5 separate regions of the Mus musculus genome follow, and all the other regions are linked to region 5. The links are chromatin loops, found by intact Hi-C in ENCODE. Cell type or tissue: left cerebral cortex. All regions are shown on one strand. Region 1 holds the start of Kazald1 (Kazal-type serine peptidase inhibitor domain 1). Region 2 has its middle 20 kb from the start of Hif1an. Region 3 overlaps Kazald1 (Kazal-type serine peptidase inhibitor domain 1). Region 4 holds the start of 1700039E22Rik (RIKEN cDNA 1700039E22 gene). Region 5 holds the start of Pax2 (paired box 2).

The links. Peaks named below come from ENCODE experiments on the same cell type or tissue, not always from the same donor. Only the 100,000 strongest peaks of a DNase experiment are listed, where the experiment ranks them.
Region 1: a loop joins it to region 5, with 4 times the contacts of the local background. A loop is called at or near these places in 3 of 42 quality-filtered maps.
Region 2: a loop joins it to region 5, with 9 times the contacts of the local background. A loop is called at or near these places in 35 of 42 quality-filtered maps.
Region 3: it touches region 5 in a loop (2.2-fold over the local background); 3 of 42 quality-filtered maps call a loop at or near these places.
Region 4: it touches region 5 in a loop (2.2-fold over the local background); 5 of 42 quality-filtered maps call a loop at or near these places.

The regions. Positions count from the first base shown.
Region 1 is chr19:45,072,110-45,077,109 of GRCm38, forward strand. It overlaps Kazald1 (Kazal-type serine peptidase inhibitor domain 1), which reads left to right and starts at 3,978. Exons shown (of 5, transcript NM_178929.5): 1 at 3,978-4,127; 2 at 4,555-5,000. The coding sequence starts at 4,573. It overlaps Gm35782 (a long non-coding RNA gene), which reads right to left and starts at 3,000. Exons shown (of 4, transcript XR_877888.1): 1 at 2,913-3,000. In left cerebral cortex, CTCF peaks have their summits at 2,236 (motif pointing right) and 4,762; DNase peaks (open chromatin) are centred at 2,246, 3,077, 3,754, 4,289 and 1 more place; H3K4me3 peaks cover 2,909 bases; H3K27ac peaks cover 2,188 bases.
Region 2 is chr19:44,580,825-44,585,824 of GRCm38, forward strand. No RefSeq gene overlaps it. Among named protein-coding and RNA genes, the nearest start is that of Hif1an, 20 kb to the left of the region's middle. In left cerebral cortex, a CTCF peak has its summit at 2,012; a DNase peak (open chromatin) is centred at 2,040.
Region 3 is chr19:45,078,403-45,083,402 of GRCm38, forward strand. It overlaps Kazald1 (Kazal-type serine peptidase inhibitor domain 1), which reads left to right. Exons shown (of 5, transcript NM_178929.5): 3 at 1-54; 4 at 159-306; 5 at 465-887. The coding sequence ends at 565. Among named protein-coding and RNA genes, the nearest start is that of Kazald1, 4.8 kb to the left of the region's middle. In left cerebral cortex, CTCF peaks have their summits at 967 (motif pointing left), 1,172, 3,092 (motif pointing left) and 3,934; DNase peaks (open chromatin) are centred at 951, 1,528, 3,084 and 3,930; H3K4me3 peaks cover 1,179 bases; H3K27ac peaks cover 694 bases.
Region 4 is chr19:44,833,078-44,838,077 of GRCm38, forward strand. Pax2 (paired box 2) reads left to right here. Exons shown (of 10, transcript NM_001368747.1): 8 at 89-190; 9 at 2,314-2,400; 10 at 2,893-5,000. The coding sequence ends at 3,014. It overlaps 1700039E22Rik (RIKEN cDNA 1700039E22 gene), which reads right to left and starts at 2,861. Exons shown (of 3, transcript NR_045315.1): 1 at 2,414-2,861. In left cerebral cortex, no CTCF peak of the experiment used is centred here; DNase peaks (open chromatin) are centred at 2,404, 3,336, 3,569 and 4,939; H3K4me3 peaks cover 1,238 bases.
Region 5 is chr19:44,752,433-44,757,432 of GRCm38, forward strand. Pax2 (paired box 2) reads left to right here and starts at 4,474. Exons shown (of 10, transcript NM_001368747.1): 1 at 4,474-5,000. The coding sequence starts at 4,962. RefSeq lists promoters at 1-4,936, 759-4,936, 3,662-4,936, a cis regulatory region at 1-124 and enhancers at 435-554, 1,091-1,799, 1,091-1,500. In left cerebral cortex, a CTCF peak has its summit at 2,454 (motif pointing left); DNase peaks (open chromatin) are centred at 2,433, 3,389 and 3,760.

The DNA.
Region 1 (5,000 bases), 320 kb after region 5:
TCCCCACATCTGATGGCAGGAGAAAGGACACCACCACCTGCCCCGCCCCGCCCCCACCTGAGTTGTTCGTTGGCTTCCGCTACTCAACTAGCATCTGCACTTACAGACACCAATTACACATAATAATTGTAACTTTAAGGAAATGTAGAATACTTTAGATACTCCTTCTAACTTTATTCTTATGAAAATTGGTCATCAGGTGGTCAAAAGCAGAAGAGATATTAAAGGTTGGGTGTGGGTGACAGAAAGAAACTGTCCTGAGAAGGAGGAAGGAGGATAAAGAAACTGTTGGCCTGGTGTCTGTCTAAGATGTCTTGAAATCTGTTCAGCTTGCCTGAGTGCCTAGGTATTCCAGAAGCAAGTTCCTGGCTAGTCTAGTTCCATTTTATAATGTTACTTGTAGATAAATTACAATATTTATCTTCCTATCTGACCCTGCTTTCTGTATTTATTTCAACATCCTAATTTACCTAAAGAATAGTCACTATTCATTTATTTGGGGGGGGGCGGTATGGGAGACTGGCCTCTACTCTTTCATTATGAAAATAATTTTACAAAATAAAGGATAGTGAGAGTTACACGCAGCCTCATTGCAAATTCTCTGCTCACTGATATTTATGATACATCTTTATACAGTTGTGGTGTCTACATACTTATCTTAATCTTATTTTCTACTTTAATGAGAACATCTATTTGTCATAGTAGACCAATATAAAGCATTTCATCTTAATTATCGATCTTGAGCCCTTCTGACTTAATTGATTCTAATATTCATAGGAAGCAGGGTTCATCTGTATCCATTTTGTCACTGTGAACCATGTGTTTCACTTCCTTCTCAAATGACACCCCACCATCCTCCATAACTGTGCCCCACCAAAGTTTATGACGTAAAGGCTATAGAGTGAGTCCTCCCAAGTCATCCTAAGGGTTTTTCCTGTTGTCTGATTTTTGGAGACAGGGTATTGTGTAACCCAGCTGACCTTCAACTCCCTGGTTAGGCAAAGATGGCCTTGAACTTCTGATTCTCCTGCCTCTACCTCCTGAGTTCTGGGATTCTAGGTATGTGTCACCATTACTGGCTTTCACCATAAATAAAAGGGGGGGGAGGGGCTGTGGAGATGGCTCAGTGGTTAAGAGCACCAGTTCACCTTCCAGAGGACCTGGGTTCAATTCCCAGCACCCACACAGCAGCTCCCAACTGTCTATAACTCCAGTTGCAAGGGATCTGATGTGCTCACCCAGGTACACTAAACACCAAGGCACATAAACAAGATTAGGGGTTTGGAGAGATGATAGGAAGGCAGGACACTTGCACCAAGCATGATGCCCTGATTCAATTCCTAGGGCTCATGGGGTGGAACAGAACTCCCATTCATGTGCACAGAGTGTGTACAATGCACTCAAACACGCGCAAACAAAAGTAATGTAGAAAAATACTCGGGGGCGGCAAGATGGTTCAGCAGGTAAGGGTGCTTGCTATGCAAATCTGATGATGACTTCAAGATGGAAGGAGATGGACTGAGTCCTGAAAATCATCCCGAGCTCCAAACACAAATATGTCTACACTCATATACATACACACCATAGGCACAAACCAGTAATAGATATTTTAGAAGAAGATGAACTATCAGGTGTTCATCTGAAGCACACCTCGTTCATTGATATGCCTGGCAGTAACCGCATCATGTGGACTAGAAGTAATTTCCTTTGCTTCAACAATAGGAAGCTAGGGCTGGAGAGATGGCTTAGCAGTTAAGAGCACTGACTGCTCTGCCAGAGGTTCTGAGTTCAAATCCCAGCAACCACAGGGTGGCTCACAACCATCTGTAATGGGATCTGATGCTTTCTTCTAGTGTGTGAGAACAGCTGCAGTGTACTCATATAAGTAAAAAAATTAAAAAAAAGGAAGCTTGTCAAACCGAGTCAACGTTTTAAACGTTTAAGTAACTCTTTTTCTGGTGCCCACGGTTGCTGCTTAACGTGTTTTAGAACTTCACCTGATAAAGTGCCGGACAAGAAGCACCTGGAGACAGGAGTAGCTAGGCTTTCAAACTGCCCTATGCGAACAAACTCCTTTCTAAAATATTATTATTGGGTCAGAGATACTGCTCGGTGACAACAGTTCTGGCTTAACTCTAAAAGTCCCGGGTTTAATCATCAGCAACGCAAGACTACTGTAAGAACGTTTTCAAAGTATAGACAGTATGCATTGTCACGAGTCGCAGCTGCTGCAAACCCACCAGAGGGCGCTCGTTCTCCGTCGAGTTAATCCCTAGCCTCTCATTAGTGACTGCATCTTTCAGAACCAGGGAGTCTTTCACTTTTAAAGCACAAATGCTTCCCAAGAACTTCCTTAGCAGTCGGTCTCGGGCGGGGGGTGGGGGTGGGGGTGGGGAGTACAGAGACAGAAGACACAGTGATTCCTACTAGAGGCGCGAAGACTAACAGTAAACGCCGGCAACGATTAAGATGGAAAGCGTGTCTAGGACCCTGACGCTGGGGATTTTGATAGTGGCTCCTAGGGCTGAAAGCTCACAGTTCCTCATTTAGACCTGGACAGCTCCCACTCTACATCGGGCAACGATCACCGCCCCCAGTTACAGCTAGGGACCTCCCCTAGAGTGTCTCCATTCCTCCACCAGGCAAGCCCTCCTCGCGCCTTTTCCAAAACATCCTGCAATTCTCGCTTCACTTCTGCTCCCAGGCCAACAGTTAACGCGTCCTCCAACCAAGGGATTGCCTAGCACCACCATCGGAATCTGCCTGCCCTCGTTCTTTCCTGGCTTAAAAGCCGCGGGCTTTTCCTTTTCTAGCTTGCCGTTGGGATTCTCGCGACAATCCCGAAACCTCGCGTGAAATTCGCTTCCCGTCTCCTCGGAGTTTGGGATTGCCTGTGTACAGCTCTCTTCTACCTTGTCGGAACCCCTCTGATCAGAGGCAGCGTCTCTGCTGACTGAACGCTCCTTTGAGGAGGGCTCGGCCAAAGTCAGAACTGCGCGGTGACTGCAGTGCTTCTTCCTCGCAGGGTAGAGCGGAGCCGCCGCAGGCCGCGGACGCACGCGCAGTCAGAACCTCTGACGCCTTCTGGGCGGGGCCTATATAAGCCCCACCCTTCCCTTGCCTAAAAGCCCGGTTTCCTTCTGCTCCTCCTCCTCCTAGGAGCTTGGATTGCGGTTTTTGGAAGCTGTTTGGGGGCCGGCGGGGGCGGGGCCTGCCATTCTCGGGGTGGTGGGCGGGCCTCCGGGGATGCTTTGCTTCCTGCCCCTAACCCAAAAGTGCCACCGTGGCGTTGGCGGAGGTCTCCAGACTGAACACTTTTGGCCCCGACATGCTCGAATTTTGCAACCTGTAATCCGGAGCCCAGAGACGCCCTATGGGGAGTCACCCGCCGGCCTTGCTGCGGCCGCTAGTCAGTTCCGACCTCTAATCACCAGGCTCCTCCGCGGGTTCAAGCACCTGCCCTATATTGGGAGGGAGGTAGCCAGATGTGGATGGCAGCTGGAAAAGCTTATAGTCTAGTCTGCGCCCCAGTGGAGAGACTGGGTGAACACAGCTGCAAACCGTGCCCAGAGGAAGCTGGCCCCGAGCCTGGCCTCCAGAAACGCCCATAGTGTTGAAGTCAATTTTACATTGAGTAAAATTTCTTAGCCTTTCCTTCTTTCTATATTGTAGCTGTTTGCCGCTCTCCAGACCTAAATCAGATGAGACAGGACCTGAGGCTCAGCCAACAGTTTGAGCTCCTCGGCCATTCCACCCCTATTCTCTTCTCATAGCCTTTGCTTTCCCAGTGGCGGCGTCTGGTTACGCGGCTCTGTACACTCATTGTGACTTTGGGCTAGGGTCGAAGTGAAAGGCCCAGGAGGGTCCTTGTGAGACTGGATAAAATTATCGGCCTCGGGGCCAGGGAAGAAGGCGGGTATTCGACATCTGGGGGCGGGGAGAAGAGGCGGAGGAGTTTCTCTTTGAATCTTAAGTCTGTGGGCTGCCAGCGATCCCCTGACAGAAGCAGGGGTGGCCTGCGGGTCTGGCTGGCCGTGCATGCGACTCTTCGTTCCCTACCGTTTTTTTTTTTTTTTTTTTTTTAGGTTGGAAATCCCAGCTGTTAAGGGCCTAGTCCAAGGCACTAGGTGAGTCGCTGGTATGTCCCCAGCACCATCACCCCAACCTGAAGTTTTTACATCAAGTGTAGTTTTATCTATCTCTGGGGCAAAGATGCATCAGAGTTGGGTGGTTTCTGGAGGTGATGCTGGTGTGTGTGTGCGCGCGCGCGTGCATATATGTATGCATGTGTGTGTGTGTATACGCGTATGTCTGTGTATGGGTGTGTGCATCCCTGCATGGGTGTTAGTGATCATTCCCCGATACACTCTCTCTTTATTCCCTAGTCCCCAAGACCAGCTTAATCAATTACCAACTGGCATAAACCCCTGGGAATCACCAGGCTTCTTTGTTAGGGCTTCTAGTTGGCTACAGGGTAGCAGAGGATAGAATCAAGCTTTTATACAGCCTTGACTTTATCTCTGACCTCCAGACCTGGCTTCCCTCTCCTGGCAGGGTGCCACCTACGCGCCGATGCCCCGAGTGTTCACAGGGCTTCCAGCTAACTATGCTGCACCTACCTTGGCGCTGTCCTTGCTACTACCATTATTGCTGGTGGTGTGGACCCAGCTACCCGTTAGCGCGAGGCCGTCCACAGGCCCCGATTACCTGCGGCGAGGCTGGCTGCGGCTGCTAGCCGAGGGCGAGGGTTGTGCTCCCTGCCGGCCAGAAGAGTGCGCTGCGCCGCGGGGATGCCTAGCAGGCCGGGTGCGGGATGCGTGCGGCTGCTGCTGGGAATGCGCAAACCTGGAGGGCCAGCTCTGCGATCTGGACCCCAGCGCTAACTTCTACGGGCGCTGCGGCGAGCAGCTCGAGTGCAGGCTGGACGCGGGCGGTGACCTGAGTCGAGGAGAGGTGCCGGAGCCGCTGTGTGTCTGCCGCTCGCAGCGCCCGCTCTGTGG
Region 2 (5,000 bases), 170 kb before region 5:
TATTGGCCAATAACTGCTTTAAAGGTCTTCAGAATTGATACCATTTAAGTTAGGAATCCCCATTTAAAGAGGTCTAAAATCAGCCAATCTAACGACATCATGTTCCCTACATGACCAATTTGTGTTCATACCAAGTGCTCAGTTTCCATTTTTTATTATTGGACCTTACCCCCTGGTTTGTTTCCTGTGACATGTGTGACTCGTGTCTATCGTTTCCATAGACACGAGTGAATGGGTGACCCCTGAATTTAAGCTCTCTGAGGTTCCTAATGGCTGATACTGTCTAGCCAGGAAGAGCACAAGCCTTGCACACCTCTCTGCTCTCATTATCTCCAACTAGGCTGATGTTCCAACTCCTCTGGGCTGCGGCTCCCAACCTGTGTAGGAAATGTGAGAGAATCCCTTGCTTACGCTAGTGCTGCTCCAGTCTACGACCAGACAGTTCAGTGGACTTCTGGCCACCTGCCTAGTCTGATTGATGTAGCCTGACTGCTCTGAGAGCTAATAGGCTCTCCTGGTCTACCTGGGTGTCCTGGGCTTCTGAATCCTCTTCCTCGATCGATGTCATCACAGCCCACTGCATTACCTAGTTTAGAAGGCAGACGACTGCAGCTTAGGAGACAGGAAGTGGTTTTGGAAGTGTTTGCTAGACTCCAGTGACCCTTTAAGGGGCAGCTGGTTGAGGGCTTTTCAGTTTGTAGTCGAGGGAGGCCACTGCACAACTGAAAGTAGATCTGCAGAGGTGCAGAGTGGTAGTATGAAATATCAGATGTAGAGACCCTGAAGCCCAGCAGGATATAAAACAGCAGAGATACTCTCAGGAGACCCTGACACTCAGTCAGGAAGGAGGGGGCACCATGGGAAGCCTACAGTCCCCTGAGGTGATGACCGGACACATGCTTTGGGGTGCATAACGAGGGCAGGTGTGATCCCAGGGCAAGAGAAATTTCCAAAGCAACTGACGGGTTCCTCATCATGTCTGTAGATGTGGCAGATACAACTGAACCAAATGGCCATGAGGTTTTAGTGAAGAGCTAGATGCGGTGAAGTTGATTAATGGGTCCACATCAGGCTGAATGGGAAGGAAGTCTCCAGAAGGATACCTTAGAGCTCAGTCTAGGCCTGCGTCCTGTCTGACATGTTTATTGACAGCTGACCGAGGCAGCAGGCTCATCAGATTTGCAGGTGTCGGAGCTAGGAGGTGGGAGGGGCAGCTAAGACTTTGCATGAAAGAGTCAGGATTCAAAAACGATTTCAACAGGCTGGAACACTGGGCTGGAACCAACAAGATTAAATTTAACAGGGATAAATGTAGAGTCCTGCACTTAGGTTAAAACAAAATCAATGGCATAAGTACTGGATGGGGGGCGGGGTGGACCCAGCTTGACAGCGGTTCGCGGAGAAAAGACCTGGGGGGGTTTAGTTGACTGAAAGCTCAATATGAGTCAACGGTGTGATGTGATTACTAAAACCCTAATATAGCCATGTGTAGTATTAACCAACACAACAGCGGGACATCCCTTCCTCCGGGCCGCTGCTGTGTGTCGCTGTGTGCTGGGATGGTCGAGCCACCTCTGGAATACAAGGTTCAATTTTATGATCATTGTTCTGTTTTCTAAGGGTGGGTACAAGTGAAGAAATTCAGTTGATAGGCCACCTGCAGGGCCTGGGCATAGATACTGTCAGAAGCTTGCCAGGGGCTCTGGGGTGCTGGGATTTTTGGAATGGACAGGAGTCTACTCTGATGCCCACAAAGGTGCTGTTAACTGAAGCACTTTGCTGAGATGTGGAAGAGAGGATGTAATTCTGCATTCCCTTACTTCCAATGGGTGGACACGTCACCTTCCCAAAGTCAGGATGAGGAACAGAAGGGAGTCTAGGAGGCAGTGAGGTGGGAGGGGGTCTGTATATCCAGACCTCAAGCACCCTGTTTCCAGTGTGCTCCCTTGGGGCGAGTGGCCCCTGCTGTGGCCACAGCGTGGCGCACTTGCTCCATGCAGGGATCCAGAGCCACTTTGGGTGTTGGAATGGGCAGCACTGTGCTACCCACACTGCCCACTTGGGGGAGCCTGAGAGCCCGCTCTGCACAGGCCAGCTAGGCCTGAGATTTCCTGTGTGACAAAAAGACAAAAGTCTGGAGATGACTCCACAGCCTTACCCCTCCCTGTGGTACCTGCTGGGGCCAAGCTTCCCAATATGAGCTACATTTTCACATGGCCCACCATGCCAGGGGCCACTCTTCTCACAGGAGAGTGTAGAGATCAGGAGCCCCACAGCTGTGGGGTCACGGAAGGCCCCAAATGTCAGTGACAGGTCATGTGACTGGCACTAACTCACCTCAGCTCTGATAGGTCTCAGAGCCTTTAATAGTGGTTGTTCAATAACATGCCACGAAGTTCACAGTCTTACAAGTGAAGAGTCATCGCCTAGGGCAAGGCCTGCAGGAACAGGGTCTCCAGAAACTCGGATTTCTAGTTACATCTGAAGAATCGCTTCGAAGTTCTGGCTAGAACCTAGGAGTCTGAATCCTAGCCAGTTTCCCAGTTGATTCTAATGTGCTCTGACTACATTACCCGAGAGCCCAGCTGGGCACAATGAGGCACTCATGGGTCTGGGCTAGCAAAGAGAACACAAACTTGCTTTCCAGGTAAGCAGGTGAGTCTAAGCATGGGGACAATCTCCCAAAGTTTGAGCCCTGGCAGATGGAAGAGCCACAGAGGAACTTGGATGTAGGCACCCAGAGAGGGGCCACTTGATAGCTGGGCAATGGTACTAGTGTCTGTTGAGTGTAATGAGTTGATGAAAGAAAAGCGGTCAGAATGCATTAGATGAGGAACAGGAAGCAGAACCAGAAGGAAGCGAGGAGTACACTGAAGGACTGAAGAGGAAGGTTTGCCACATCCCGACCGTGCCAGAAGGGCCGGAAAAGGAGATGGCCATGTTCACCAAAGCCCCTGGGGGCAGCCATTCTATGGTTTGTGCGGAGGCATTGAGCCACAAGTACTGACTATTCAGTGTTCTGGATTAAGAGGGGATAAGGATGCTCCTTAAGAGTATCTTGGAGAACTTACCTGGTCACCCTGGGCGTGGAGTGAAGCTGAAGTGTGTGTTCTGGAAGGCTGGCTCACATGAGGAAATTCCAGAAACCTCTTCCGGCTTTGTTGATGGACTCCAGGCAAGGGGAGCCGGTCCCATCTCCTTTGCCCACTGTCAACCAATTTACTCTCCCGAGTTTCTTGTAGGGCTCAGCTCCCAGAAAGGTGAGCACTCCTTCAGCAGTTGCTGAACACGTGGCCATCTGCTGACTGGTGATACCTTCAAGAAACTCTGCAGACTCTCGAAGGGTAACATCCCGGAAAGATGCCTTGATTTTCCAATCATTGATCAACGGGGCTTGCATACGGAGGGAGCTTGCATCCCCTCTAATGATGGATGTCACTCCAGCTGAACCTTAGGAGTGAGTGCCCATACAAATACACAGCCTTGTATACCTGGGAGGATTGCACGCAGCCTGACGTGGGAGATGAGACACATTCTCCACAGAAAGAGGAGGCATGATAGTCGAGTAGAGAAGTTCTGAGAGTCAGTTGGCAAAAGTGTGAGGCAAGCAACACGCCCTACAAAAGAAGGCTGCAGCTGTCAGACCCTCAGCAGCTAAGAGCACTCTCGGCTTTTCCAGGAGAGCTGAGTTTAGTCTCCACACCCACATCAGGTGGTTCACAACCACCTCTGATACCATTTTCTGTATCACTCTCACCCACACACTCACATAAGTAAATCTTGTGGGGTGGAGGGGACGCCTAGGCGGAGGGCAGCTAGAGCTACGCTTACAATGGGTAGGGTTTATTGGAGGAGGTGTTCTGTGTGTGAGCTAACTAACGAAGAGGAAAGAAACACAACAGTATGATGTTCTACGAGAGCAAAATGACAGAAGCGAGGATGAACCTGAGGCCAGGGAGGAGAGCAGTTTGATGGGAGGGGAATCAGAGACCACTGTTGAGGTGGAGTGAGGGAGAAGGGCCCAGAGGGCTGGCACAGACGCTGTATGGCTGGTACCAGAGGAAACTGAGGCCGAATAGGAATGGAGAACACTAGACAGGTGAAAGCACCCAAGAGAGAGATAGTTTAAACACACATACACACACACACACACACACACACACACACACACACACGTGAAAATACCTGAGAATCATTTGCCAAGTAAGTGGGGGTGGAACCATGAGAGTGGAGGACCTTCATGGCCTGGTCTATGGCTCAGTATAGAGCACTTGTCCTGCACACCCAAGGCCCTAGGTTCAATTCCAACCACTACTTAAAAAGAGTAGAGGTCACTGAGACAGAGGGAAGGGAGCAGGAGGTCTGTACACCAAGACTGACTCTGAGAGTTCATTTATTGAGACTCGGGGTCTCACTGTGTAGACCAGACTAGTCTAGAACTCCTAGAGATCTGCCTGCATCTGTCTCCCAACTGCTGAGATTAAAGGTGTGCCTAACCACCACGCTCAGTCCAAGGTCAACTATGAGGGGCCGTTTGGGTGAGCAAAGGACACTGGAATTGGTGACTGAGAAGTCAGCTAGATGGAAGGCAACTGAGAGAGAAGGTGGAGAGAGAGGAGAGACGGTCGCAGGCTACCCTTCCAGAGGTACAGAGGACGGGAGGCAGGTTGGTATTTTGAGAAGGATTAGACAGAAGGAGGGGAAAAAGGTCTGTACTCAGAGGATCTGAATGCTAGAAAGGGGATGGAGGAAACAGGGTGGGGCTGGAAGACATGGAGTTATTAGGTTCAGGTTGGACCCAGGCTTCCATCTCCCAAACCAGTCAATGTTAAGGTCAGCCCTTTCCAGTCAGGCTGCCCAGGCTGGGTGACAGGAGAGGGCAGAGTTGCTGTGAGGAGAATCTAGCTGGGAGTCCCGAGAAGTCTGCCATGTTTGGGGAGAACAAGAGACAGGAGGATGACAGTCGGGCAAGCAAGCGTGGTGGGATGAGATGCCTCACC
Region 3 (5,000 bases), 330 kb after region 5:
AAAGATGGCTTGGACATCCAGCTGCCGGGGGATGACCCTCATATCTCTGTGCAGGTAGGGGACAGGGAGCAGGGGCATACTCCTTGAAAAAACAAAAACAAAAACAAAAAAACAGGACTTCTGCAGATGACCTTGCTGACAGCAAGGTCTGTCTCCAGTTTAGGGGTGGACCTCAGAAGTTTGAGGTGACTGGCTGGCTACAGATTCAAGCTTTGCGCCCTAGTGATGAGGGCACCTACCGTTGCCTTGCCCGGAATGCTCTGGGCCAAGCGGAAGCTTCTGCAACCCTCACAGTGCTCACACCAGGTAAGGGAGCCCTGAGCGCTGGGCACCAGGATGGGCTGCATTAGGACTCTTGGATGCCTGTAAGGAACAGGCTGCATGTGATTCGGACACACACGCGTGCCTTCCCATACACCAAGTCTCTCCCCTGACCCTTTTTCCTTCACCACGTATGTTTGCAGAGCAGCTGAACGCCACGGGATTCTCCCAGCTGCAATCACGGAGTTTGTTTCCTGAGGAGGAGGAGGAGGCAGAAAGTGAAGAGTTGGGCGATTACTACTAGGTCCAGATCTCTGCTTTGCAGGTGTGGGCATGTGGACAGAGCCCTGCATCCTTGCTGTCTAGAAAGCCCGGAGAAGACTGGAAAAGGCGAGCAGGGTCCTTACATGGATTGTTTAATGCTCAGTGTAGCCTCAGCTCATCTTTCCTCAAAACTCATCTTTCAGAAGCGTCCGCGGTAGAGATGAGCGCAGCGGAACTGATTTAGTTCAGTACAGGGAGAGGGGTGGGGTAGCTCCGTGTCTTATACACTCTAGGGGACAAAACCCACCTAGCATACGACTAGACACAGTGGGCACCAATAAAAAAATATATAAACAAACCGAGCCACACTGCTGCGGACAATTCTTACAGATGCGCACATAACAGACTCTGGCTTCTGCACATAACAGATTGCAGGCCCTATACTGCCCTCTCCTGTCCTCTATTGAGGGAGCCTAGAGCAATCTGACTGGAGAGAGGAGGAAGTCGTCCCAGACCCCCTCACTCCCCCCCCCCGCACCCCCCTCCCCGCTGGTATAGGGATAGATTCCCAGGCAGAGTGGGGAACCAGGTCTATGTGGGTGGGACCTCAATATAAATTAGTGGTGGGGGCACCTGTGTTAGCCACACCCTTCCTCTTCTCCCTCCTTTCCTTTCCATTTTCCAGAAAAATGTAAAAGTCGTTTCTAACTGTCCCAGTTGTTAGCAGTCTTTTCTGACTTGAGTGAGGTCTTTTCACAAAAGTACTCTTTGGCCTAGATCTCTCCACATACTCTTTGTACCTAGCCCGGGGACACTGAGGAGTTTATGAAATTGTTTAAGGGTAGGGTGGAGTTAGTCACCAGGCCAAGACGCTGTGTGTGGAAAGCGACAACCTCCTACGCGCCGGGGCTGCGCCCGGAGCTGGCGCCACCGCGGGGAGGGACCGCTCTTGGCTCAGCGTCTGTGTTTGCGGTGTGAGACCCATCGCGGGCTGCTGCCCCCCCTGGAAGGGGCGTGGCCTGGAACCCCATGCTCGAGGCCTGGCCACCCCTCCTGCCTGTATGAACTGCATCTCCAACTGCCTCTGCCTGGCTGCTGCCACTTTTCCAGTGTGATTCTGACTGTGATTCCCGGTAGCCGTGCTGCGGCCAAGTACTGGCAGCGAATTGTAGGGCGCTGGCAGAACGGCAGAAGGAGAACAGTGGGAGGGTCTGGACCGAGTGGGGGTGGGGATCGTCCTACTACACGCTTTCAAGAAGGTCCTCTCCACCCAGTGAGAGAGGACCTAGGTCCGGGTCCCTGTGTCCATCATAGCTTGTTCTCCGTGGCGTCAAGATGTCCTGGGGCCTGCCTGTCCCCTTGTACCTACCTGCAGAGCACAGGCTGGCTCTCGCCCAAACCCGAATCTGTCGCATCTGCGGGGAGTAACCTCAGTTCCCCGCTCTGCAGCCTTGAGGGTTTGGGCCCCGCAGCCTGGAGTGGAAGGATGCTCTGCCGCCCACCGCCTGCACCCTCCCCGCACCCCGCCTCTGCTGCAGCGGACGGGGTTTAATAATGTCGCCGGAAAGTGACACGCGATTTATTATTAAAGTAATGCGGGCGCGGGGACGGGAAAGGTTTAATAAACGCGCTGAGAGGCCTAGGATTATTCACCGCAAATAAATGAGAGCGCGGGCGGTGTTTTAATAAATAATTTCCCGCCGCTCCCGAGGGAGGAGAGGGGGAGGAGGACGGGGAAACTGAGCGGCTGCGGGCACTCTCGGCTCCGCATCCCCACGGGTTTTAAAGCCCTTTGCACTAAACGGCTCGTAGCCGAGGTGCGCGGTTCCTTTGCTGGAGAGCAGAGCCATAGAGGCCCAGGCCTGGCGGTGGGACGTTCCCTGTGCACCGCCATCCCGGGGGCCCACCTCTGGGGCTTTAAGTCGTTTGTGTAAGATGTAACAAAAGGGTTCCCTTTTGCCCCACCCGGAGGTTGTCAGTCAGGGAGAGAAGACCAACTGGATTAATACGAACCAACCCTCTCCCAAACTTGTAGTCCTGGCCTCTGACCTTCGACCTGCGGAAAGGATGCTCTCTTGCTGACCTGGCTGCGTTTCTCCTCCATTCAGAGCAGGGTGTGTGGAGAAAACCAAAGGGGACTGCGTGTACAAGTGTGCATGACACTATGTGCTAAAGGCACCGACTCCATCACCCTTTTTGGAGTGGTAGTAACACGGGCGCTGCTGCTTCTGACCACTTCTGCTTAAGGTTCTAGGATTCTTTCATCCGCGCTGGTCAGAATCGAGGGTGTGGGGCTTAGCCAAGTCACGTCCGCCCCATAGGGGTCGATCTGAGGACTGAACAGAACCGAAGACCCCAGGGGGAGTCTGCCCATCCAGTAGAAGGAGAATTGAAGATTGAGAGGAAGGATTTGATTTTAAAGAGGTCAAAATTGCAGACTTTGGGGACCAAGGATGCACTCGCCATACTGAGGGGCTGAGTCTATGCCCCCAACCACTAAGAATAGTGGGGAAAAGGCGACCTCTCTGGCAATTCTTAGGAACTGGGGAAAGGCTGCCATCTGGTGGATACTTCTGGTAGTGGCAGGCGGGCCTGGGCTAAGGGGCCTTGAGAGTTTTTGTTTGATTGGAAAAACCCTTGTAAAAAGATCCCCTCAAGGGGGACTGGAGAGATGGCTCAGCGATTAAGAGCACTAGTTACTCCTCCAGAGGACCAGGGTTAAATTCCCAGCGTTCACATGGCAGTTTACAACTGTCTGTAACTCCATAGACATACATGCAGGCAAAACACCAACGCACATAAAATAAAAATAAAAATAAATTAATTCTATATAAGAGACGTTTAAAAAGAGATTATTTTATTAGGGGTGTGGTGGAGCATACCTTTAATCCCAGCGCAGGCCTAGGACAGGCCTGGTTCCCACGGAGGTCAGAAATGGGGCATCAGATTCTCTGAAGCTGGAGTTTACAGATGCTTGTGAGCTGCTGCTGACTGTGGGTGCTGAATCAAACCCAGTTCCTCTAGAAGAGCAGCCAGTGCTAACTGCTGAGCCATCTCTCCAGCACCCCGCCCCCACTTTTCTTAAAGCAAAGGGTCACAGGAAGGAGACAGGCTTGCCCACAGTGTAAGGGGTCTCTTAGAGACTGGCAGGGGTCTCGTCTGAATGGCATTGAACTCTGGGAGTCAGTTGCAGACCAGGAGGGGAGCACTTGGGATGTTGTGTTTGAATTAAGAAGGGCCTGAGGGAAGAAATGTAGCCAGGTTCGGGGATAGAGTTAAATTAGGGGACACGACAGATGGGATTAAGTTAGGGGACCAGACAGATGCTCTGGTGCAGGGATACATGAGGATTGGTCAGAGCCCGGAAACCGGCTCAGACAAGTCGCTTTCCCGTCCTCTCTCGCTAGGGGGCTCCAACCCTCTCTAGGCTTTTCTGTGTTTAAACTGGGTTCCAGATGTGCTGGAGGGGGGGAGAAGAAGAGAGCTTTAAAAGCTTCAGGGCTTGGCCTAGCTTAGGTGACTCATTGGTGGGTAAGGTGGGGCGGATGCTCAACACCAGTGTTCCATGAAACATTGTTCCCTGCTCTTGGGCCATCTTCTCCCATGCTGTTATTAGAGTTCTGGTTTAAACTCAGTCCCGGGGACCCAAAAGAGGGTGGGGCATGGCTCTGGAGGAGAACATAATCCCCAGGAGCACACTCCTAGGGTGGAATCAGGAAAGGTGCTCCCTGGCTACTTCGTCCCTCTTCCCTTCTTTTGTTACACGGATGCTGTTAAGGCCCACTTTGCAGACTACTACCTAAGCCTGTCTGTGGGAAAAGACATGTCTCCTTCCTCTTTGCCTGGCTTTGCTGAGTTTCTTCTCACTGGTTCCCTTCTTTGAAGTCCTCCCTCTTCCTAGGGTTGAGGTCTTTGGGGTAGCATGGAGGAGGGAAGAGGAGGAGGACAAGGTCTCACTATGTAGCCTTGGTTATCCTGGAACTCACTATATAGACCTGACTGGCCTTGACTTATCAAGATCTGTCCACTTCTGTCCTCGGAGTGCTGGGGTTCCAGTCGGGTGCCACGCCACTTAGACTGAGCATTGAGATTTTAGCTGGCCTTCCCCGTCAAAGGTCAGGAGGGGTTACACAGGAGGGATGAATTTATTCCTGACGTGTTCTCTGCCATCTAGGTCTCCCTGAATGGAGTTGGATAGATGTGAAACACAGGCTTTAGGTCAAGTGTGTCCACCATCAGGTCTCATTCCATCCACTGAGCGTAGACCACCACAGGAGAGAGGAGCGACTTTGAGGAACTTAAGAGCACCCAGAGTCCCCTGGGAGAAAAAGAGAAACAGGGTGAGGTTGAGGGAAGACATGGACTTTCCAGGGATGACGGTTGAGGACTCTAGGGCTAATGGCTTCCTGTCTCTCATCTTCTCCTGGTCCTAGGTAACTGAACCAAGGCAGAAGTTCCCAGATGTCTCCTTTGGC
Region 4 (5,000 bases), 81 kb after region 5:
GAGCATCCTCTCCCTAGAGCATCCCAGAGCGAGCTGAGGCAGGCCCCTCTCTTCTAGGCCTCACTCCTTCCCCTTTGTGTTTTTCCAGGTCGTGATATGACGAGCACCACTCTACCTGGTTACCCCCCTCATGTGCCCCCCACTGGCCAGGGAAGCTACCCTACCTCCACCCTGGCAGGAATGGTGCCTGGTAGGTGACAATGCTGTAGATGTCTCATCTGGGTGGGGTTAACTAAATTGTGGGAGAGCTGCTAGTGGACTGTAATCTGTGGCTGGGAGTCGGGGGTTGGGGGGGGGGGGAGAACCAACAAGCCATTGTTCTGCAAACCATTGTCCTTCTATGGCCATAGCTGACTCTTTAGAAGCAATGCAAGGAGGAAGCATACAGAAATGTTCCCTTGTCAACACAGCTTTAGGTTATAGCCCTTCCTCAGCACCCATCCGTCCAAGTCTATGCCTAACTCAGCTAGCTGACACTGCCTGGAAGAGCCTGCCCTGGTTTCCATGGAAACTTGGAACCAAGGACCATTTTCAGGGGCATGGCAGTCATTCAGACAAAGCCATGCTGGTCTACACCAAGCCAGGGGAGGAGACCACTGTGGAGAACCAATCCCAATCTAGAGAGAAGGAAGCTAGTCTCAAAGTGGACAGGAGGGAACCAGAGAGATGTTAGCTTCAGAGAAAAATTAGCTACAACAACTCCACATGTCTTCAGAGGACCCAGGTCCTCTGTGCTCCTCTGAATCTCTAGTGTACCCTTTTGCTGAGAGGCACTGGACTTGGGTTTGGGGTTCAGGAAGCAGCCTGGTGGCTGTCCTCTCTAACCTTCACCCCAAATGAGAGTGGCTTAAAGTCAAAGAGAGTTGAAGTTTGGTGTTGAAACACCAAAATCTCTCACCTTAAGGTGGCTAAGACTCTCCCAGCCTGTAGTCCACTGTCTCTGGAGCCCTTTTGTATGCCCCACTCCTCAAGTTCAACCCTCACTGGTAGAGGGAGAAAGAGAGGACAGAAAGCTGGATTGGCCTTATTCATCAAGGCACGGCCCTGAGTAAGGGTTGAGAAACTGGGGAGCCCGTTACAGCCTGTTAAGAGAATAGGGCTGACTGAGAGAAGTTGGAGGTGCGGATGAAGGGATTGGGGCTCACACTTGGGAGAAGGCAAGTAGAAGCTGTTGGTGGGGGAGCAAGGGATGGCTCTGGAAGAAGATCCCAGCAGTGAGCAGGTGGAGGCTGGAGGAGGTCTTAGGGAGGTGGGGTGGTGGTGGTGAGGAAAGAGTGGGGAGGTGGGGGGTGGGGAGTCTACAGGGAGGTAGGGATGAGGGGAGCCGCAGAGAGCTCATGGTGGCAAGGGGGGAGTCGTTAAACAGAATCTAGTGCTGATGAGGAAATTACACTTGTTTCATTAGCGATGGGGAAGGAGATAGCTCAGTTCCTCTTGGTCACAGTTGAGCTCAGAAGCTCATTATCCTGCTGCACGCATGCTTTCCCTCCTCGTCAATAAACAGGCTTTCCAGTGGCTGCATCCCCCACCCCCACCCAGCTCCTTCTTGGAGTGGGGCCCCTTCTCCTCTACTTAACCCGCGGTTAGGGATCACTGTAAACAGTCTGGGGTCATCACACAGGAGAAAGGGCCAGGGGGGAAACCCATAGGCCTGGCCTTTCTCCTCCTGGAGGGAGGGAGGTAGCTCCCGAAGGCTCCCAACCCACTGTGCCCTCCACTGCTCACTGCTCCTGAGCCTGCGAGCAGTCCAGTGGATTCCCGCAGTTCACTTCCCCAGTTACGTGGCCCTTGTACTGAACCTCAGGAGGGAAAAGTGGGAGGGGTTATTTCCCAGGAGGGCACCACCACTACCACCTGCCTAGCTTTGGCACAGCTCTGAGATGCCATTCTTAGGGCTTTCTGGGACAAAGTGTCCCAGGGGCCTTCCTGCTCCACCTTCCCCCTCTCTCATGCTGTAGAATCCCTAAAGCCAGTGTCCACTGTAAAAGCTCTCAGCTCCCAATTTACTTAAGTGGGAGCAGCCAGACCAAGACCAAACCCTTCCTGGGCAGCGATCTCTTGCAGGAGAGCCCAGGCACAAACCCGCCCACAGATTCCCTCCATGCCTAGGTGTGCAGGGATCTGGCTGCTACTTGTCTATGGTGGCTGTCCCCATGCAGAGCTCGGAGTGTGTGGATTACCTGGCCTCTGGCCTGCTCCCAGGGGCCCTATCCCTGCTTGAAACACCCAAGACTGGGACTAGTGAGGACAGGACAGAAGAGGCCAACTGGACACGTTGAACGCCTCTAATTCCAGTTCCCCGCCCTCCCACAGGGAGCGAGTTCTCAGGCAACCCATACAGCCATCCCCAGTACACCGCCTACAATGAGGCTTGGAGATTCAGCAACCCCGCCTTACTAAGTGAGTACGCCACCTGGCAGGCCGGCGGCTCCCAAGGTCGCCTACCCGCTCGCCAGCTCGGGCGCGCAGGCTGCTTCGGGATACGGATCCCACTCAGGACCACCCCAATTCTGGGTACCCGGATGGGCCAGGGAGACAGGCCCATTAGAGCAGCGCCGGGTCCTGGGGATACCACCAGGACGCCTGCGCCTCCAGCCTCTTCCCTCCCCTACCTCTTGATCACTGGAGGGCTCTTAGCCAACAGTGGCCGTCGGACCCCTTGGGGGATCCGCAGCCGGGTGTCACCTGTCCTGTCCCTCTCCCGCCCTGTGGATGCAGCACTACTCCTGGGCATCTGGCCTCGGGGCCGAGCCACAGTCCTCCAGGCCTGATCCCGCTGGACCCGGGGAGGGCTTTTCTTTGCTTTTCTTTCCTTTTTTGTTCTCCTGTTTGTCCTCTCACCCAGCCCATTCTTCTCCTGTGTTAACTTCCAGGTTCCCCTTATTATTATAGTGCCGCCCCCCGGGGCTCCGCCCCTGCCGCTGCTGCCGCTGCCTATGACCGCCACTAGTTACCGCGGGGACCACATCAAGCTTCAGGCAGACAGCTTCGGCCTCCACATCGTCCCCGTCTGACCGCCCACCCCAGAGGGAGGGAGGACCGAAGCGACGCGCTGCCTCTCGGCCACCGTCCCTGTCCCACCCCCACCTCGAGACATCCTCCCCCAAGCCCCGCAGCCCTTCTCATCACCCTGTCGATGGCCAGACAGGACAGGTGGAGCCGCGGGTGGGACCCTCAGGCCCCAGCCCCGCCCGTCGCCCCTCCCCGCCTGCCTGGACCGCGGCGCCGTCCGGAAGCCCGCCCGCCTCTGGCCCGCGCGCCGTTTCTGTGACACACAATCAGCGTGGCCCACCCAGGGGCAGCCCACTTCGGACGCCCGGGAGTCGGGAGGCTTCGCTGGAGAAGCTGAGCAAGGGAAGCTAAGGAAAGGACTTTGTGCTGAAGGAGGAGCCGCCGGGGAGACCCTAGGGGGGAAATCCTGCCCCATCCCCCCTGTGCCTGCCAAGCTGACCCCGCCTTCTGTCTGCGCCCCGCCCCAGACGGTGGCACTGGGACGCAAGGGTCGGACTCGAGGGACAGCGTTTGGGGCGACAGCGTTTTCCAAGGCTGGTACCCAAGGCGAGCAGACGCCAACTGAGCTCATCCACCTGAACTGCCTAGTTCCCTTGGGCCTGCGATCTCCTTCTGCAGTGACTCTCCTCTCGGCCCCGCCTTGCCCTTACGTCAGCGCCTCTTCCACCTGCTGGCCTCTCACTTTTCCCTCCTGTGCTTCCTCGGCTCATCCCACGACACCTTGTGTTTGGTCCCAAGCACGCAGCCACGTCGGGGCCACCGCGGGAACCGTGTCCTCAGGCTGCGGCTGCGAGCATTGATCTTTTCCCATCAGTAATGCGCTGCCCACCCCCACCCTCCCATCCCAAACTCCCAACCTGCGGGCGCAAAAAGCCTGGAAGGAACTGACGACCGAGCCGCCCCAGATGAAAATCCGGGTCTCCCCGCCCCATTCCCCCCAAGCACCCCCTCCCCAGCCTTCCCTTGGGCAGGAGCTGAACAGAGCCTCAAAAAAAAAAAAAAGTCTACACTTATTTAATATGATGATGGTCTTTGCAAAAATGAACAAACAAAAACCCAACAGGCTGCTTTATAGAAAGACGGTGTGTGCTGTCGAGGCGAACCTCTCTCTGTACATAGCCCCTCCCTCTCTGCCCCGCCCCTCCGGGTACCATAGAGTCCCTGTCCTCCCGCCCCCCCCCCGCCCCCCTGCCTGTAGATACACCCTTCTGTCCGTGCTGTGAGAGTCGCCGCTCGCTGGGGGGAGGGAGGGGGGACACAGCTACATGCCCACTAAAGCACAGCACGTCCTGGGGGAGGGGGGCATTTTTTTACGTTACAAAAAAAAATTATGAAAGAAATCTCTATGCAAAATGACGAACATGGTCCCGTGGACACCTCTCGCCTGTTTTGTTGACTGTTTCTCTGTAATTCCGTGTTCATCGCCCTGCATCTCTCCCACTTCATCTCCCTTTTCTCTGCTACTCTCGACCCCTCTGTGTCTCTTTCTCTTCTTCACTTGTCTCTGTCTCGGTCCGTTCTGCCCCAGGCCTCCAAGGCTACATCTAAGATGGCAGAACCAACCTCGGGGCTTGGCCCCTTGTGGCCATGCCCCACGTGCCCGACCAGGCCACCCTGCCCCACCCCACCCTGTAGTTGCTCTCTCGGTAGCGGCGATGCTCCCTGCATGTCTCCTCAACCGTGGATCGTGACGACCCGAAATAACAGAAACAAAGTAAATAAAAGTGAAAAAAAAATAAGTAAATAAATAAATAAATAAAAATCCTTGAACAAATCCGAAAAGGCTTGGAGTCCTAGCCCAGAGTGCGCTTTCCTTCGAGCCATTTTATTTGAAAAGGAAAGCGAGAAAAGTGAACAATCTAAGGGAACTGCCGGCGCCCGACCGTGCTCCAGTGGCTGGAGCTGGATGGCGAGGGCAACGAGGTCCCAGCTTCGAGGCCCAGCCTGACCCAGTCTTGTGTGGAGCTGGCCGCGCTCCAGGAGTGCGG
Region 5 (5,000 bases):
CTTTAGGGAGAATGTGCTGTGGAGTGTGAAATTGCAGCCCACGGTGCTCCATATTGTACCAGAAGCTCTTCCAAAAAAAAAAAAAATCCTCCAATGTGACCAGAAAGCGGGCTAGGCAGGGGGAGGGGTGCGGGAGGGGCCTGGCGGGAACCGGCCAGGCGGGGCAGGAGAGGGGCCTTGGAGCGGTCACCTACTGCCAGGGACCTGGACACCTAGGGTACGCCCTCCAAGGGCCCACTCGGAGTGCAAATGGCCCGGGGATATGCGACCTAGAGTTTGATTGTAAGAACTTTTTTCTTTGCTTTTTTGTTGGTGGAGATGGTGAGTTACAAACGGAAATGATGCTGAGCTGCTGAGCAGCTTCTCAGCCTTCGCTTTCTCCCTCTTTCGATCCTGCTTTCCTTTCCTTAGGACCAGTTTTGTTTTGTTTTCATGTCCCTTCATTCTAAACACCCCCCCCCAACTTTAATGCATTTAATTTGGTCTGCGCTGTAGGGAGCATTTCCTAGGGAGGTACGCTTAATTTCGGAATTTCTAATCCCCTCCCTCAGAGCTAAGGCCATAGCTCCCCACGCTACTCCCCAGGAGGTAGAGGGAGAAAAGACAAGCGGGGCCGAGGGTGGGGGGAGGGGCACAGCTGAATGCTTCACTGCAGCGGGGGAGGCGGCGGGGGGGGGATTGCTTGCCAGGTCCTCGGTGACACAGCCACCTTCGAGAACTGCTAGAGACCCTGTGCCTAATGACTGGGGTCAGGATCAGGATCCTGTGTGCAGAAGAGATGCAGTCATGTCACGCCCCCACCCCACCCCCAGCAAAAGAGTAAAGAAAGGGGGCCTGGGTGAGCGGGGTTAGCAGACAGGATCTCTGCCTGCACTTTACTTATGCATGATCCGCCCACAGACGCATTAAAATCTGGGGTATAAGTCACATGCGGCTTGGGACACCTTTGCATAAGTATCTATGAGAGGGCCTTCTTGCAGGACCGCAGGCCTCCCGCACACCTAACACTCACGCAGAGCAGGCCCGCTCCAGCGGAGAACCAGCTTGACCCTAGGCTTTCGGAAGGGAGGTAGTAGGAGTGGGGCTGCCAGGCGCCAAGCGAGCATGGCAGAGGTGGCAGCAGAGAAGGCGAAGGAACTGAGATCCACAAGGAAGATTTATTGGGCAGATCAGATGCACAGAGGCGACTAATGAAGCAAATCCCGAGATGGGTATCAGAGCAACTCCCCAAAAGTTTATTTGCCTTTAAATTTCCGCAGGGAGGCGGGCTCCTTGTTTGAAGTGTAAATGCCCCTAGGTTGTGGGGGGGTGTTGAAGGGCTGCTTTGAAAACACTAGAGAGAAAAGGTTCATTTAGAGTCAGATGAGGGAAAAGCAACCAAGCCTGACAGGTCGAGCCCTGGCTGTGTTTGGGGTTGGGTTGTTGTCTTTCTTTTTCTTTCCTCCCTTTCCTCTTCTTTCTTCTTTTCTTTTTCTACTCTTTCCCCTTCTGTTAGGGCCCATAGAAGAAGAAAAAGAACAGGAAAGGGGGAGTCAGAAGGAGAGGCCATCGAGAAGGGACATCTGCAAATCAGCCCTTCCTTCTAAAGTCCAAAGAGAGGGCTGTGCAGAGGCTAACGGGCTTCCAAAGCAGCAGGGTAGATCGCCTTTTGATTATCTAGACCCAGAAACCAGCTGGAAAACTAACAGGGAAACTGGAGGTGTGTGTGTGTGTGTGTGTGTGTGTGTGTGTGTGTGTGTGTGTGTGTGTATGTGTGTGTGTGTGCGCGCGCGCGTCCCAGGAGTCCTGGGAAGGCATGCCTGAGTTTTCTGGAGCTACATAGAAATTAGACTATCACTAGCCCTCATTCCTAAGAGGATGTATGTGGCAGATACTTGCGTAAGTGCAACTTCAAAAGTGTTTTACGAATTGAATTGTTAGTTCTCTTTACAAAATGTAAAGTTCGACCCCACTCCCATTCTTATGGGGAAATATCCATTGTCTATGTTCACATTTCATAGGACGTGAAACATGAAACTATATTTCAGTTCTAGAGGACTCTGGATCTCTGTTGGAGTGAGGAACTCCGCTGATTTTTGTTTCCTCAACAGACATACCAAGACTTAACTTAAGCACACCCAACAAGAGTTCCTTTATGAACTCTTCTGAATGCTCCCCACCTCAAATTCTGGACTGATTGCTTCTTCAAAGGAAGATAAGGCTACTGCGGTTACTACCACCTTAGAGCTTCTGGCTCCCCAGTATGGGAGCTGACCCTTTTAGGCTGAAATAACTCTGTTTCCACACACACACACACACACACACACACACACACACACACACACACACACACACACACACACTTCTTTTCTGTTCCCTATGAGAAGTTAGTGCGTGTTGCTGAGGTTGTGAGGTTGTGAGATTTGGCCAAAGCAAACCCGGGAGCGCCATCTACAGGCCTTGAGAGGAAGGCATTGGTTTTCCTGGCAGGACCCCTGAACCTCCTACTCTTCCTGCCCACGGGAACCTAGTCCTCAGACCAAAGGAAGTGGGGGACAGGGTGGTGGTGGGCAGATGGAAAGGTGGTTTATTTTTATTTTTATTTTTTAGTTTCTTACTTTCCAGCAGTTACTCTGCAATTGGATTAATCTAGCCGGAAATTTCCAGGAGACCGGGCAAAGGCCCAGATCCCAACCGACCCAGCTCCCCTTGGAATGGAAAGCTCAGAATCCGGTGTAGCTGAGCCTGGCCTGAAACTCACCCAGAATGTGGGCGGTTCTAAATGCCCGGTAGGAGTCAGTCTGAGACGGGCTGAGAGTCTAGTGGGTGCTTCCCCCAACCCCATCTACTGCCGAGGCTTTTTGGCTATAGGGACAGGGGCACTGTCTACACTCATTGCCCTTCCTCTGGGCTTCAGGAGCTGCAGACAACACCAAGGAGTCTTGGGTCCGCCGGGCAAGAAAGCTGTGTTTCTCAGCTTGAGCTTCCTGGAGCCGCCCTTTTTCAGACCCAGGGAAGCCTGGGAGGAGGGAGCGAAAAAGGGGGGGGGGGTGAGTTAAAACATCAGCTGAAGTGCCAAGATGATTTATGAGACTAGGGAAAATATTTCATAAAGATCTCCTGGATATTCTGTACTTAACCAGTTAGGAGACAAAGGGCTTCTCTCGCTTAGTGCGTGCGAGAAGACCCCAGCGAACAAGGGAGCGAGTGCGGGCCAGGCTGCAGAGACTGGGCCAGCGGCTCTGGTAGGAGCCGGGCCAGGCCGGCGTGCTGCGCCAGCTGCGCTCGCTCGGGATCTGCAGAGCTGGCGGCGGGCGGCGCTCAGTCGCGTTCATAGCCTCCTCTTCTCCCCAGCCGGGGAAAGAGAACGCCTTGGTCCCGCCTTGGGCTTCTGCATCCTCTGTCACTGCCGCGGACAAGCCGCTGCGCACCGTCTCCCGGCACAGTCCCTTCCCTAGCTACCCGAGGGTCCAGGTGCCAAGTTCCCTGGCTCTCCTACCATCCGTTGGGTCCCACCAAGGCAGGTGGGTTCTAGCCAGAGGCCTCTAGCTTGATTCCAAACCAGGCGTCTGGACTGCCCAGACTCCGGGGAGGGGGTGCGCGCCACCGCGTGTGGGACGGGAGGGGACAAACTGCTGGGCACTTTGCCCCGGAATGAGAATCATGCGTGCGTGGATGGGAAGGTACCACAGGAGGAAAAGGCGAAAGGGAAGGACCAGAGGGAAAGGGAGAGAGGAAGGAAGACACAGGGAGAAACGGAAAGGAACTCAGCGCAAGGGTAGCCGAGTTAGGACAGGGGCTGCGGACTCGCGGGCGTCTGGGATTTGCGGGCATTGGCCGGTGGATGGCAGGGCTGGGCGAGTTAGGACTGAGAGCCTGGCTTCGGAGTGCCGCGCGCTCGGAGGCCCTCTGTGGTTGCCTGAATATTCATTAGGCTGGCCGCTCTTTATCCTTATCTAACGTTTATCTTCTCGGCGAGTTTCGTTTCTCAGTGTAGTTTTAATCCGGGGCTCCCATTCCTCCTCCCCCTGGCCCGCTCCTCACCCTCCCTCTTCCTTCACCCGCTGCTCCCTCCCGTTTCCCCCCCCTCCCGGGCCCTCCCCTCGCCAGCACCGGAGTGACAGGCGCGGGGCCCTCCTTGCCGAAGCTCGGGGCTCCGGCGCTGGCGAATCACAGAGTGGTGGAATCTATTGCCTTTGTCTGACAAGTCATCCATCTCCCGGCGCGGGGAGGAGGAGGGGGTCTGGAGGGGGCTTTGCAGCTTTTAGAGAGACACACACCGGGAGCCCAGGCTCCAGTCTCCGGCCGAGTCTTCTTGCAGCCGCAACCCACCTGGGGCCAGCCCAGCGCTGCGGGCGCCGCTCGGCTCCTAGGCTGCCTCCCTCCCTCCTGGCCCTTCGGTCGCCGCGGCGTGCGCCTGCCTTTTCCGGGGGCGGGGGCCGGCTCGCACGCTCCCCTCCCGCGGGCGCCCGCTTGGACATCCCGGGGATTGCTACTTCTCTGCCAACTTCGCCAACTCGCCGGCACTTGGAGCGGCCCGGCTCCCCTCCTGGCGCCCTCGGGCCGCCCCCGCCCTGAGCTCTCTTGGTTCAGAGCCTCTCGGACAACCGGGTTCCAGGGGAGCTGAGTGAGCCGTCTTCCCTACCCGGCCTCAGCTCTGGCCGCAGCTGGCGCGCGAGCCATGCGCCCCAAGTGCCCCTTGGTCCAGCCAGTCGCCCCGGGGCTGCGTTGCTGACTGCCCAGCCGCGTGCCCCAACGGTGGCAAGTTGCAGCCTCTGCGGTCGCAAACCCCAGCGGGCCCGGAGGAGTCCCGGCGTGGAGCGCGGCGCGGCGTCCCCCGCCCTCGCTTGCCCCCCAGCAGTCGGGCGCCCGCTCACTCTCCCTCCCCCACCGTCCCTTCCTTTTCTCCTCAAGTCCTGAAGTTGAGTTTGAGAGGCGACACGGCGGCGGCGGCCGCGTTGCTCCCGCTCCTCTGCCTCCCGATGGATATGCACTGCAAAGCAGACCCCTTCTCCGCGATG